Regions from separate parts of the Homo sapiens genome. Here regions 1 and 2 are each linked to region 3. A link is a loop called in an ENCODE intact Hi-C map of the cell type or tissue named here. Cell type or tissue: PC-9. All regions are shown on one strand. Links, peaks and the distances in the headings refer to the core of each region. The heading gives the core; the rest is flanking DNA.

The links. A loop is a pair of places that touch in the nucleus more often than their neighbours do. Peaks named below come from ENCODE experiments on the same cell type or tissue, not always from the same donor. Only the 100,000 strongest peaks of a DNase experiment are listed, where the experiment ranks them.
Region 1: it touches region 3 in a loop (2.5-fold over the local background); 2 of 110 quality-filtered maps call a loop at or near these places.
Region 2: it touches region 3 in a loop (6-fold over the local background); 45 of 110 quality-filtered maps call a loop at or near these places.

Annotation. Positions count from the first base shown.
Region 1 is chr12:15,699,116-15,703,115 of GRCh38, reverse strand. All of the region lies in intron 1 of EPS8 (EGFR pathway substrate 8, signaling adaptor), which reads left to right. Among named protein-coding and RNA genes, the nearest start is that of EPS8, 88 kb to the left of the region's middle. In PC-9, for the core only: no CTCF peak of the experiment used is centred there; DNase peaks (open chromatin) are centred at 1,295 and 2,325; H3K27ac peaks cover 2,680 bases.
Region 2 is chr12:15,787,299-15,791,298 of GRCh38, reverse strand. EPS8 (EGFR pathway substrate 8, signaling adaptor) reads left to right here and starts at 1,911. Exons shown (of 21, transcript NM_004447.6): 1 at 1,911-2,138. RefSeq lists silencers at 1,704-2,053, 2,314-2,433, 2,764-2,843. In PC-9, for the core only: no CTCF peak of the experiment used is centred there; DNase peaks (open chromatin) are centred at 1,638, 2,468 and 2,878; H3K4me3 peaks cover 3,084 bases; H3K27ac peaks cover 3,191 bases.
Region 3 is chr12:15,853,596-15,858,974 of GRCh38, reverse strand. All of the region lies in intron 2 of LOC102724146 (a long non-coding RNA gene), which reads left to right. Among named protein-coding and RNA genes, the nearest start is that of STRAP, 26 kb to the left of the region's middle. In PC-9, for the core only: CTCF peaks have their summits at 2,200 and 2,409 (motif pointing right); a DNase peak (open chromatin) is centred at 2,424; H3K4me3 peaks cover 880 bases; H3K27ac peaks cover 1,353 bases.

The DNA of each region.
Region 1 (4,000 bases), core at 1-4,000, 160 kb after region 3:
GTGCAGTGGCGTGATCTTGGCTCACTGCAACTTCCACCTCTTGGGTTCAAGCGATTCTTGTGGCTCAGCCTCCCGAGTAGCTGGGACTACAGGCACACGCCACTGCACCCAGCTAATTTTTGTATTTTTAGTGGAGATGGGGTTTCACTATGTTGGCCAGGATGGTCTCAATCTCCTGACCTTGTGATCCACCCACCTCGGCCTCCCAAAGTGCTGGGATTAAAGGCCTGAGCCACCGCGCCCAGCCTCGAATGAACTTATTATGTGGTTTTGCTCACTCTATTGAATGTTTACCTTTAATAACCATTACGTGCATAAGCTAGAATTCCTTTCATAATTTCACTATTATTAATATACTGGATATATATGTATTGGATATAGGTAAAATATTAAGCATGCAATTTTTTTCTTCATATTTATATATTGTATTGGATATGTGTTTTGGATATAGGTAAAAATATTAGGCATGCAATTTTTTTCTTCATATTTAATATACTGGATATATGTTTTAGAGATAGGTAAAAACATTAAGCATGCATTTTTTTTCTTCAGTAGTTTGCTGCTGCTCTATGAAGATTTCCAGACACTGATCTCATAGACATTCATACATTACCCCAGAGTCCTCTTATCCTAGGAGAAAGTATCTCATAATCCACACTTAAATGTTAATGACATAATACATTATTACTCCCAGAAGTGTTTGTAGTTTAAAAGTGCTTCCTATGGATGAAAATGCTTAACTCAAAAGAATGAATTAATTTCCAGTGCTAGAATTTTATTCACCTTGTCGCCTGTGTAAACGATAGATTTTAAGGAAATAGGATGATACTCTCTCAACCCTAAAATCACACTGGACAGGCAGGCTTCCAAGAGCACCTCTGAATCTTTAGCATCTCCAGAGTGGTGTTAACAGGGGGAATATATTCTGTTTCCTTAGGCTGCTGCTCTAAGCACTTTGCCCTTTTGGAATAAATTTGTTCTTCTTATACTGCCTCCTAATAATCTGCACGGCAGAGAAATGTGGTTTATCTCATGGTGCTTAGCCTGACTCACAAACTACTTAAGAATTTCTTTTTCACATGTGTAGTCATTTAATATTTAAACTAGTTTCCATGAACCAGTTATAAATATGAGTGAATACTTATTAGCTGACTTGACATCTAAAAGGATGTCTTTCTACTGAAAGCAAAATATTGTAAGAGTCAGATGTTTGAACTCTTTTTAGTCTAGATTACTCAAGAGGAAACAAACAGCAAGATCCCATTTAATTGCTTGTTATTTTGAAGAAGGAAATGTTATGTTATTTTTCTTCCCCTAAGGGCCGTGTCCAGGGCAGTATCATTTTGGTGTTTTTATAGGTCTGTGAGATATTTCCAATGTTTCGAAACTAAAAAACAAGTGAGATTGACATAAATGTATCTGGACAGTGTAATGTTTCAAAGCTTATCCAAGTAGTTGTTCTTTCAGATTGAAGACTTGGTATTATTTGTACTAAAGTCCTATTGATATAATTAGTTACATTAAAAATTTTAAACTAATGGATGAGAAGGACATACCTGAATCCAGGCATGGATTATGTAGATGTGAAATGTTAATACATATCTGTATATGTGTAATTGTGTGTGTGTGTATGCTTAAGTGTGTTTAAGTTACTATCAAGTATTCTAAAGGGGGATGAGTCACACATACAGACATAGCATAGAAACTGAGTTTGGGCTTTTGTGTTGGTCTGCCTGTGTCTGAGGCTTTACCATGTACTAACTGTGATACTGAGCAAGGCACTTCTGTGCCCCAGTTTCCTCATCTGTAAACTAGAGATAAAAGTAGTACCTGCCTTTTAGAGTTATGCTTATCAATTGAATTAATGCATGCAAAGAACTTACAACAACGTTTGACACATATATGGATTTAATAAGTGTTATTGTTTTTGTAAATTATTATTAAATATTGGTGACACAGTTGATTCAGAGAGAGAAAAGAATTACCTTTTAAAAAAGTGACTATTTTGAAGCCAAAGATATTAGTTAATTTAGCAGATTGAAGTCATAAGGTTGTTTATCATTAAGAGACTATGGTATAAAGATGGACACAGGTAGGTAGTAGTTTATTCTTTATAATATACCTTACATTACCAATTTTTGACTATTTTTAAAGTCTCCTTTCTCCTGACCGTATGTTTATGAAAATGTTCTTTACTTTGAAACCTGGCTGGGTTTAGAAAATATATGTCCTTTGTCTATTTTGTGATAGACTTCAATTTTGTCTAATCAGTGTTTGAAAGAAATGGCACTTGTATGGACTTCCTTCCAAGAAAAACATTGGGTGTTTCAGGAAGTGGTCTTGGTGAGTCAGAGCATAGTACTTTTTCCTCTGAGTCAGTTTTGAACCTCCTTGATATAAATAGGCATGCTTTTACCAAAAGTTCTGCTTTTCACATGTTAAAATCATCATTGATACATGGCTACACTAAGAGCAGTGCCTTCATTGGTTTTTCTGCTCAGTTGGCATTGAGGCTCTTTTATCTAATTGTGACTGTAGAAATTCTGTGGAATAAATTTCTTTTTAAATTTTCAATTTAATTCTATACTTCTAAATTAGTTTCTGTTTTCACACCAATTTTGCTTCAGAAAGGAGTGGAGTCAGGTGACCAGTTATGTAAATTTTAGAGGAATTTATATTGGTGATAATATACACTTTAATCATTAGAATTCTATGACTTCTCTTTTAGCCCACACATATAACTCTTTATAGCACAATTTCAGTTCAGGGATTATTTTGCAAAAGACTGTACTAGTTTGCCACACCTCAGAATTGTTTAGAAGATAGAAAAGAATACGTTAGAGTGGTTCTTCATAACCACATTAAAAAACATTAAACATGATAAATAATTGCCAATTGACTAGATATTGTTAACGTTGAGTTGGTTAGGGAAGAGTTTCTTTTTTTGTTGTTGTTGTTTTTGAGATGGAGTCTCATTCTGTCCCCCAGGCTGCAGTGCAGAGGCATGATCTCAGCTCACTGCAACTTCCGCCTCCTGTGTTCAAACAATTCTTGTGCCTCAGCCTCCAGAGTAGCTACGACTACACGTTGTGTAGCACCACGTCCGGCTAATGTTTGTGTTTTTAGTAGAGATGGGGTTTCACCATGTTGGCCAGGCTGGTCTTGAACTCCTGACCTCATGATCTGCCCACTTTAGCCTCCCAAAGTGCTGGCATTACAGGCGTGAGCCACCGCACCTGGCCTAAGGGAAGACTTTTAAAAAGGGGTGGGAATTGAGGAATTGAGAAATTGCTAGATGGGAAGTATAAAGTAGTGGAAAGGGCATTTAGGGTAAGAATAGACACTTAAAGTTGGGTCAGTCAAGATATGCTCAGGACAGTGGTGGGAATGAGGGTTTATATGTAGGAGTATTTGAGAGAATATGGATTACTGGAAAAATTATGTAAGCCAAAATTATGGTCGAGCCTCGAATGGTACACTAAAGTTGTATGTGTGACTACATAGTTGGTAACATTGTTTAATTGTCATATATTTCTCTTGAGTTGTAATTGGTTGAATACAACTGGTTTTTAGTGAATTTCATTTTATAACTAGTATTTAAAGAAAACTTCTCTATTTCTCTTAAATATATGATCCTGCAGGAAAATAAAGGAACTGAGAGATATAGATGTCAAATGATCTGTGTGTGCTTTTGCATATAATCCTCATAACAATCATTCTCATTTTACAGGTGAGTAAACCGAAGCTGAGATAGGATAATGACTTGTCTAAGGTCACAGAGAGATGTTAGTCAGGATTTACACTTAGGGCTGCTCATCTTCATACTATTTTCTTTTCACTATGGCAAAATACCACAATAAAAGCTCTGGGACATACTCAGTAAGTTTTTATTATTTCCAATAGCTGTGAAAAAGCAACTCAAAGGTATTTTTCTTCTGAACAGAAGTATTATTTTCTTTTAGGAATAGGTCTTTGGACTCTAGGAAACTGCCTTGTGGGT
Region 2 (4,000 bases), core at 1-4,000, 67 kb after region 3:
TGTGTCCTAAAACAAACACGATAAAATTTAATAAGAATAAAACAAAAATCAAGATTTAAATACATAGAAGTATAGACTATGAAAGGTGGAAGATACGGTTTAATTTAGTTGATGTGAAATAGACTTGGGTGTTCTGTTTGAATCTAGGTAGTGTGTGCTTGCATCAAAGGGGTGGCTGATCAGCAGCTGGAGAACTGGAACTCAGTTCTTGGCCCACTGTATTTGAATATTGTATTCTCAGTGCACAATTTAGAGAGGAGAATGAAAATCAAAACACATTCAAAGCAAGGTGAATAGTGTGATTATGGCAGCTCACTGCTATTTGAAAAACACTTAAAAGAGAATTTTTGAAGAAATGTATTAGATCTGTTGGTTACTTAATAGTTGCCCCTACTATTTCAAGGCTTGCAGTGTCTATAAAGAATGAGATTCATATTGTGTTGTTCCTAGGGGCAGAACCAAGACCAGTAGTATCAGGGAAGTTGATTTGATGTTCATAAATGATACAGGCTATAGTGTTAAGCAGACCTGGTTGTTAATTCTGGCGTCAGCATTGGCTTTGGCAAAAAGAAGGAAACTTCTGGGTTTCATTTTCCTAATGTGTTTAATAGGTATAATAAGGCCCATCTCATTTTAAGGACTAGGAATAATGTGTGTAAGTTGCTCAGTTCCTGGCATAGGTAAATATTCAACAAATAATCATGGTTATATGTAATGATAAAAATAGAAATTTACAACATTGGAAATGTTCAAGTGGATAGTGGTCTGGTGGAAATATTGGAGAGAGTATTCCCACTTAAAATAGGGGACTGGACTTAGCCGTTATATCGATTCCAACTTTTAGAATGGTTTGAATGTCCACCTTGGCATGTTACGTCGTTTCTCCCTGACTGTGCTTTTATTTGCTTCACAAAGCAAGCAAGTCCAATCTCTTTTAACCAAGTTTAATTTATAGGCTTTCGTGGACTTCTGGAAGTCAACTGACTTCGAAGTTAGGACAGCATGGGGGGATTGGGGGAGTAGCTATGACAATGAGGAGTTTTAAGAGTGAGAAAACACAATGTCTATGAGAACATGGACTTCTCTTTTAGAGGCTCCATGAGCTACTCAGAGAGGAGGTTATGAGGGTTGGTTAAGGTACGAGAGGCACAAAGTGAAAGAAGCCTCCACTACTTCAAACCACATCAGGGCTTTTGGCAAGAGCTACATGAAAAATAGGCTCACAGGCAGCCTGGCGAGGCGGGTCTGGGCTTGCAGGCTGGCGCTAAGGACCGGCAGTTGGGAGACTCTCAGGGACCCGATGGAGGGCCTTGGGCACCACCAGTTTACCGCATGGGTTGGAGAGACAAAAAAAGAGGAGAGCGACAAAAGGGGGAAAATAGGTCCGATGATCAGAGGAGGAAGACGAAGGCTGGCTGGTCATTAGATGCGTCTTGTTTGCCGCCAAAGGGCAGGGGTTACGAGCTGTGCAGCCAGACTGGGTGTTGCAACCCGAGCGCTCCCTCCGCCCGGGGCGTCCATCCTCGCCGGGGGCGAAGCTCTCCACACGCTCTTTGCCCCTTCCTGCGCCTCCTGGCTGCTAGTCAGTCCTGTTAGGGCACTTCTGGAAACCTGCTGTCGACTCGCTGCCTTGGTCCGACTTTGATCGCGGCCTTGATAACTTGGCGCAGCGCCCCGTCTCCTTTCCTCCGGTCCCTCTCCCGCCCACCCGGCCTCACCGGCCACTTCGCCTCAAGCGCTGGAGTCGACCAGAACTCTGCGGCTCGGCTGCCGGCAAGACCCGGATAGCGGATTTCGCTCCTGGCTGCGGGGCGCGCACTCGCCCGCCCGCCCGCTCGCTCGTTCCTCGCGCGGGCACTGGGCATGCGCGGCGCGCGGTTGGCACTGGCTGCGAGCGGGCGGGCGGCTCCAGACTTCACAGGCAGCAGCTAGCGAGGCGGTCTCGCCCGGCGCGAGGCCGGCGCTGTGCTCGCCTCGGAGATCGCTGCTCTTTAGCTGGGTGCAGAAGGCGGCTCCGCGGCTCGCGGACGACTGGCTGGGCGCGAATCAGATTGGGGGGCTTTCTCCCGGTCCCCTCCCACCTCGTCTGGGCTCGCGGCGTCTCCGGGGAAAGCCGTGGCCCCGAGGGCGGATCCGAGGTAAGAGCCCCTTGGCGAAAGGCGCCGGTCCCGGGGTCCGGCGGCTTTGACTTTCTCGATTTTAAAAATCCGCCTTTGTGTGCTGGAATCGGAGCGGTGCCAGGAGCCGCGTCCGCCTCCCTTCACTTTGACTGCTTTCAACTGGTGTTGGCAGCCAGGTGCGGTAGGGCGCTGCGGCCGGAGGCGTCCGCTCGCCGGGTCCGGGCAAGCTGTGGGGCCCGTGCAGACCCGCGCCCAGGGCTCCGGGAGGCTGGGCAGGGAGGGTTCGCCGTGGCCCAGTGATATTCATGGTAACCTGAGCTTCCGCAGATACACCTGCGCTCATCTGGTCCGTGGGGCGACTGCAGACCGAGTATCCCGATCTCGGCTTATTACGTTAGACTTGGGATTTGTGCGCTGCTCTGCCAACCCGCCTCAAATGGGGAGGGGTTCTTTTCAAAATGACCCTTTAGGGCAGGGTCCCACCCCCGTTTACCCCCTCGAATTAACATAGCTAATTGTTTCGGAATCGTTGTCAATGCCTAATGGCTGTTGACTTTCTTAGCTTGCTCCACTTTACTCACCATTTTACTTTTGGGAAGACAGACGGCCTTTCTCCGGTTGTGGTCAGTTCATGCATTTGAAAGGGGTTTCCCCACCCATGTACTCCCTGCCCTCTCCGATGTTCTCACTCTTACTTTCCTTCCTAGGACTACCTGTTTGCAAAATCTTTGCACCGACCGTTCTCCGGCAGTGTTTCTCAAATCCTCCTCCTCCCATAGGGCCCGTAGTACTGTTGGAATCTCGCGGGGGGCAGGACGCCGTGGTTAGGATTTGAAATCCGCAGACATCTAGAGCGGTGAAGGATTAGGAATTAGAATCCTCCTTTACAAAATATGTTTCAGTGAAATGTGTTACTGCTTCTCTTTTCAAGGTTTCTTGCCTTAGATAGTAAGGGGAATAGGTAAAAGAGCTAATATGTTAGGATGAGTTCAGGTAAAACTTGATTTCAGATGTGTGAAGAGTGTGACTTTTTGGCTTTGTCATTTTTGGGAAATAGGAGAGTTAGGATTCCGGGCAATCTTCTTTATATTGAAAAAGCCCCTCAAAGTAACTGTGTTGTGTATTGCCTCTAGTTTATTTTCATTGAAAGGACTCCATTCTTCCACAGCTCCTTGGGTTCTGGAAAGTGAGCACTAGTAATGGACGTCATGTGGTAGTGAGTCTATTGGAATTAAAGTCAATGTCATCCTGTCTCACCTAGTATAGATTTTTTGTTTGGGATCGCAGTTTTCTAAACATATTGCTGTAGTTCTTAAGTTGCTGGTGTGGAAAATTTTTGGTCACGAATTCACACTTTTACTTACAATTTGACAGTTAAAACAGTATAGAATTGTCACATAAAGGGTAAGGTAGAATGTATCACAAATGCAATAGTGATAATATAATGCCTTTATTGCAGAATACACAGATTGAGACTTTGTAAGATTGCACCACAAGTCATTCACTTTATAGCAGAAAAAAAAGAAGGAAAATATAATTTGCTTTTAATTCTACTATTCTGAGATAACCGCTGTTTACAAGACTTGGTGCATTCTCTTTGTAATTTTTTTCACTTCCCAATGTCATTGAATATTATATAGTAATTTCCAGTAAGTGTAATTTAACTTATACTGTTAGTAGCCCCACTCTTAATAGGGTGATGTTTCTTTTGTTTCCTGTCAGGAACCTAATGTCTAATTTTGAATATTTTGCTTGTTTGTGATCAAACTTAAAGATTTATTTTGTTTTTATTTCTAGCTTTTTCCTGCTTTCAAGGTTTTATCAATACTGATTCTTTTCAGATACCAGTTCTTTTCTATGCTATGGCATAGGCTTGCTAC
Region 3 (5,379 bases), core at 847-4,846:
GAGCAAGGAGAAAAACTTGAAACAGAAAAGGGCACTGTGGTCCTGAAACCCCAGCCTCCCAGGAGCAGACACCAGCTAGTTGATACTGGTGTCAGTGGTGGCGGTTGAAGTGGCTGGTGGTGGTCCTGAGGCTGGTTCTGCAAGTGGTGAAAAAGTGCAACCTGGATTCTGCTGCTGCTACAGAAAAAAATGCTACAGGAGTTAAAAAAAAAAAAAACGACCAAAAAACACAACAAACAAACAACAACAACAACAACAACAAAAACTGCAGCAGGAATAGTTTTTAATAGAACCACAAGCAGATGGGAAGCCATAAAGCAGCAAACAGGAAAAAGCTGTCCCTCCTTCCTCTCCAGCTTTGCAGTCCTCCTCTCGAGCCCCCTGCTGGAAGACCCTACCACAGAACAGCCTGGGGAAGCAAAAATGAAGTTTGGTAGAGTTCTCACCACACCATCACAAAGAGAGTAGGGTGGAGCTAACAGACAATATCTGGCACAAGGATTTAAAACAGGGCAACAGAAAATATGTCTAAAAGTGTTTGTGCCATTGATGATGCATCTAAAGGAAAATGGTAGCTTCTTAATGAACACACGTTCCTTGCCTCCCAAACACTTAGCTAATCAGCTCTCTTTCCTGTCAACGCCGCCATTTACCAAGGCACTATTAGAGAATAATCCTTGAATCTTTTATTTTTTCATACCTTGTGCTCAATTAATTAGCAACTTGTGTCAGTTCTGCCACTTAACTTGTACACGTTCAGTCACTAACCCAATTTAAGCACACATCATTTTTCACATAGTCTAAAGCAACACCCTTCTAAATGGTATTTCTGTCTCTAGTTTCATCTCCCTTTAGTGAATCTCAACCCTAGCAGCATAATAGTATCATCTGAGAAACTTTTAAAGTATCTCATTTCCAAGGACCCTGATTTAATTTGTTTGGACTGAGGTCTAGGGATTAGCACTTTTAAAGCTCCTTGGGCAGTTCTAAAGTGCAGCCAGCTTTGACAGCTATTATTTTAGTCTATCCTCCCCATTAGTGTCAAATCATTTTATTATTTTTTTGTGGTGTGCAAATCCAGTAACCTTGGTTCATTACCCAGAATTCCTCAATAATTATCCATATAAACATACAATGTAGATAAATGACAAGCCCGTGGTTCTTCTTGGTCAGTGTTCCACATACCTCTCCAACGCCTGTTAATTCTCCTCCCAGCCACTCTCACTGAACTGGAAGTTTCCAACTTCATTTTCCAACAGCATTGAGCTACTTGCAATTTCCTGAACAAAGGATACTGTCACCTATTCATGCATATGCATATTTTATTCTCTCCCAGGAAAAGAACCTCTCTCAAATGACAGCAAACTTGAAACATAGTTTAAAAAAAAAACATAATGTACTGGTAATGTTTTTAAAGCACTGTTCAAAACTAAATACTTCTTATGATATCAATTATATGAAAAGAATGTGAATACATAGAAAAAAAGTTGCAGGAAATTTATTAAAATGTTCATTGTGGGGCCGGGCACGGTGGCTCATGCCTGTAATCCCAGCACTTTGGGAGGCCAAGGTCAAGAGATCGACTAACTGGCTAACACGGTAAAAACCTGTCTCTACTAAAAATACAAAAATTAGCTGGGCGTGGTGGTGCACACCTGTAGTCCAAGCTACTTGGGAGGCTGAAGCAGGAGAATCACTTGAACCCGGGAGGCGGAGGTTGCAGTGAGTCAAGATCGTGCCACTGCACTCCAGCTTGGGTGACACAGCGAGACTCCATCTCAAAAAAAAAATGTTCATTTTGATTGTCTCTAGGTGGTGGAGTTATAGATTTTGTTTCCTTCTCTATACTTTTCTGTAGTTTAGAAATACATGATATATAAAAATGTATATTTTCCACAATGTTATATATTACACTTCTAAAGAGAAAGAATATGTAACATTGAGAAAAATCATTTACATATTTAAAAAACCACCACATGTACCTCTATATCTTATTTGATACTTGAATTAAGATAGAAGTGTTTGGTTAATAAAATAGGATAGTGGGCTTAGGCAGGAGGATGGCCTCAGGCCAGGAGTTCGATATCAGCCCAGGCAACAGTGAGATCCAGTCTCCATAGAAATTAAAAAAAAAATAGCCGGGCGTTGTGGCACTCACCTGTAGTCCTAGCTAGTTGGGAGGCTGAGATGGGAGGCCGAGGTGGAAAGAAAGACAACTTGGCCTGGGAAGTCGAGGCTGCAGTGAGATGTGCTCGCTCCACTGTATTCCAGCATGGGTGACAGAACGAAATCCTGCCTCTAAGATACAAAAAAAAAAAAAAAAGTTAGCAGGGAATACTAACATACTAACATTTATTTGCTTAAACAAGTTTTTTATACCTGTCCTACACAAAAATGCACTTTTCCTTCAGCCACCAGATGGCAATCTCTTCCCATGTATTGTTCCATTTACAACTTGCTGAAGCACCCTTTCAGGGATTGTGCATAATTTACATAAATATTTTTAATTTTCAACTAGCAAATTAAAATATTTATATTTAGAGCATATTTTAATACACATTAAGAAAATTATGAGTTTTAATTATTTAAAAATCAATTTTCTTATAAACACCTCATGTAGTATCATCTCAAGCAATTCTATCCCACAGGAATTATTCAGTCTAACTGGTGTTGTTGAAGGAAAAGCAAACTGCCATCCTCCTTCCATGTATGCCAACTAACTCCACATTGGCAGAGACCTAAGAATTGGCATTCGTAGTGGGGGAAGGGAGTCAAATTGAACCAAGCTTCCCAAGCTCAGAGCCTGGTAGGAGAGGGATATTCCTGTGGGGAATGTCCTGGTGGCACATATTCTAAATGATTCTAAAATCTTGCCTGCAATAATGTATTCAGGAATATTAATGAATATTCCTAAGAGTTTAGAGGATAATGGCTCTTCCAGCAATATTTTTCTTAAATGGCCATTTTGCACCACTGTTTTTATTTAGGGTATTAGAGGCATCAAAGAAATCTCAAATTCTCTCCAGAGTTTTCTTTTTCTCTATTCCTTTCTTTCCAAAGTCTGATTGCTTGTCAAACATGATTCTTCTTTAAGTTTCACTTTTGTTGGGTGATGACACATCTGCCTGGCATTACATTTCCAATTTATAATAAACAGTACTCAGGGAATTGGTAAATTTGGTAAACTCAGAGCTGTTTTTCTGCTGGATCAGCCAAGGCTTTTGCTTTTGAACACGTGAGGTGCATTTCTAATGTCTAAATTTTAGGCCTGAACATTACATTCAAGAGTGATTACTACACATTAGAGAAGACTATATAAGCATGTAGTAATTTTTCATAATTTTTTTCTGATTACAAAATACATTATCTTTTTAAATTTTTTGCAGTACTCTAAAAGCTCAAGGAAGAAAAGTTGAAATCATTCATAATTTCCCAACCCAGCAAAAGTGTCTGATAAGTGGCTATAAAATTGATTATAAGGATTTGTGTCTAAAAACATCAGTACCTCTGCATTCCCATCATTTTCCATTGTGAAACTTTAATATTTGGAGTTCTGTTACAATTGTGAGTGATTTTAAAGGTAGTAACAGAAAATTCACTGGTTTGGTCTTTAAACTAGATGTCAACCTATATTTTAAAACAAACCAATTTTATTCACATTTTTTGTGTATGTTTGTTTAGGGTTAAACATTTTTCTTAACTTATGTTAGTTAATACCTAGGGCTACAAATAAACTCTGTATCATGAACATGCAGCTATTTGACTGATTGATCTTCCTTAAGATAACAGAAACTCTGAATGCTATTCTTGCTATTCCACACATTTCTGTGAGACCTCAGCAAGTTAATTATCTTCTTTGTGTGCTTAATCCTCTTAGAGCACAGCCCTCATCACTTCTGTATGCTATGCCATTCTATGAGGATGAATGTTTCTCTTTATCCTCTGTATATAGAAATGGATAAAATAGAATTAAATACAAGAACAAGAAGCCTAAGTGTTTGTATCAAGCTAAGAAACATGGGTTCGATATCTGGACAATTCAATGTCTGCTTCAGTCTTTTTGTAGGTTTTAGAGCACAATTTTAATTTGAAAATAAGATTGGAAGTCAATATTCAAATGGTTTTCTTTTTAATTATTTTCCTAATCTATTCAAGCAAACTAACAAACATCAAAATAATACCATCTCTGCCATTAATTGCTACTTGGTGTGAGAATAACATGAATTTCAAAGTAACAAATGAAACTACAGATTTCTTTTCAGAACATTTCATATTAATTCATTAAAAGAACATTTGTGGAACACTGACACAGAGGAATAAGACGCAGTATTTACTTGGAGTCTAGTGAACGAATCAGAGAAATATGCAATTATACTGTACTGAAAAATTATTTATTGAGTGCTACTGTATTCAGGTAATGTTTTAGAGACTGCAGATAAAGCAGTGAACAAAACATACAAAAAAATTTCCACTTCCATGGAGTTTACATTTTAGAGAAGGCAGACAGACAGTAAATAAATAATCAAATAATATATATGGTGTGGCACACGGTGATGAAAGCTGCAGAGAAAAATAACAGGCTATAGGAAGTACCGTTGATAATGTCACATTTTAGCAAAGTCCTGAAGGAAATAAAGAAGGAAGCCATGTGGATATTTGCATGAAGAACATTTCAGGGGAAGATAAGAGCAAAGAGTCCAGCAAGGTTTGAGTGCCATAATCGACCTGGAGACTGGTAGGAGACGAAATGAGAAAGGCAAAGGGGACTAGATCATATAGGTCTTCGTGGGTGTTGTAAGGACTTTGGCTTTTACTTAAAGTGAGATTGTCAGAGGCACTCTCACCAGAGCTACTCCATCTTGAATAGGGGCTAGGTAAAATAGGGCTGAGACCTACTGGGCTGCATTCCCAGGAGGTTAAGGCATTCTTAGTCACAGGATGCAATAAGAGGTCAGCACAAGATACAGGTCATAAGGACCTTGCTGATAAAAACAGTTTGGAGAAAAGAAGCCAGCTAAAACCCACCAAAATCAAGATGGCGACAAAGTGACCTCTGGTCCCCATCATTTCTCATTATACACTAATTATAATGCATTAGCATACTAAAAGCCTCTCCTACCAGCACCATGACAGTTTACAAATGCCATGGCAACATCAGGAAGTTACCCTATATGGTCTAAAAAGGAGAGGAACCCTCAGTTGTGGGATCTGGGAATTGCCCTCCCCTTTCGCAGAAAACTCATGAATAATCCACCCCTTGTTTAGCATATAATCAAGAAATGACCATAAAAATGGGCAACCAGCAGCCCTCGGGGATGTTCTTCCTATGGAGTAGACATTTTTTATTCCCTTACTTTCTTAATAGATTTGCTTTCACTT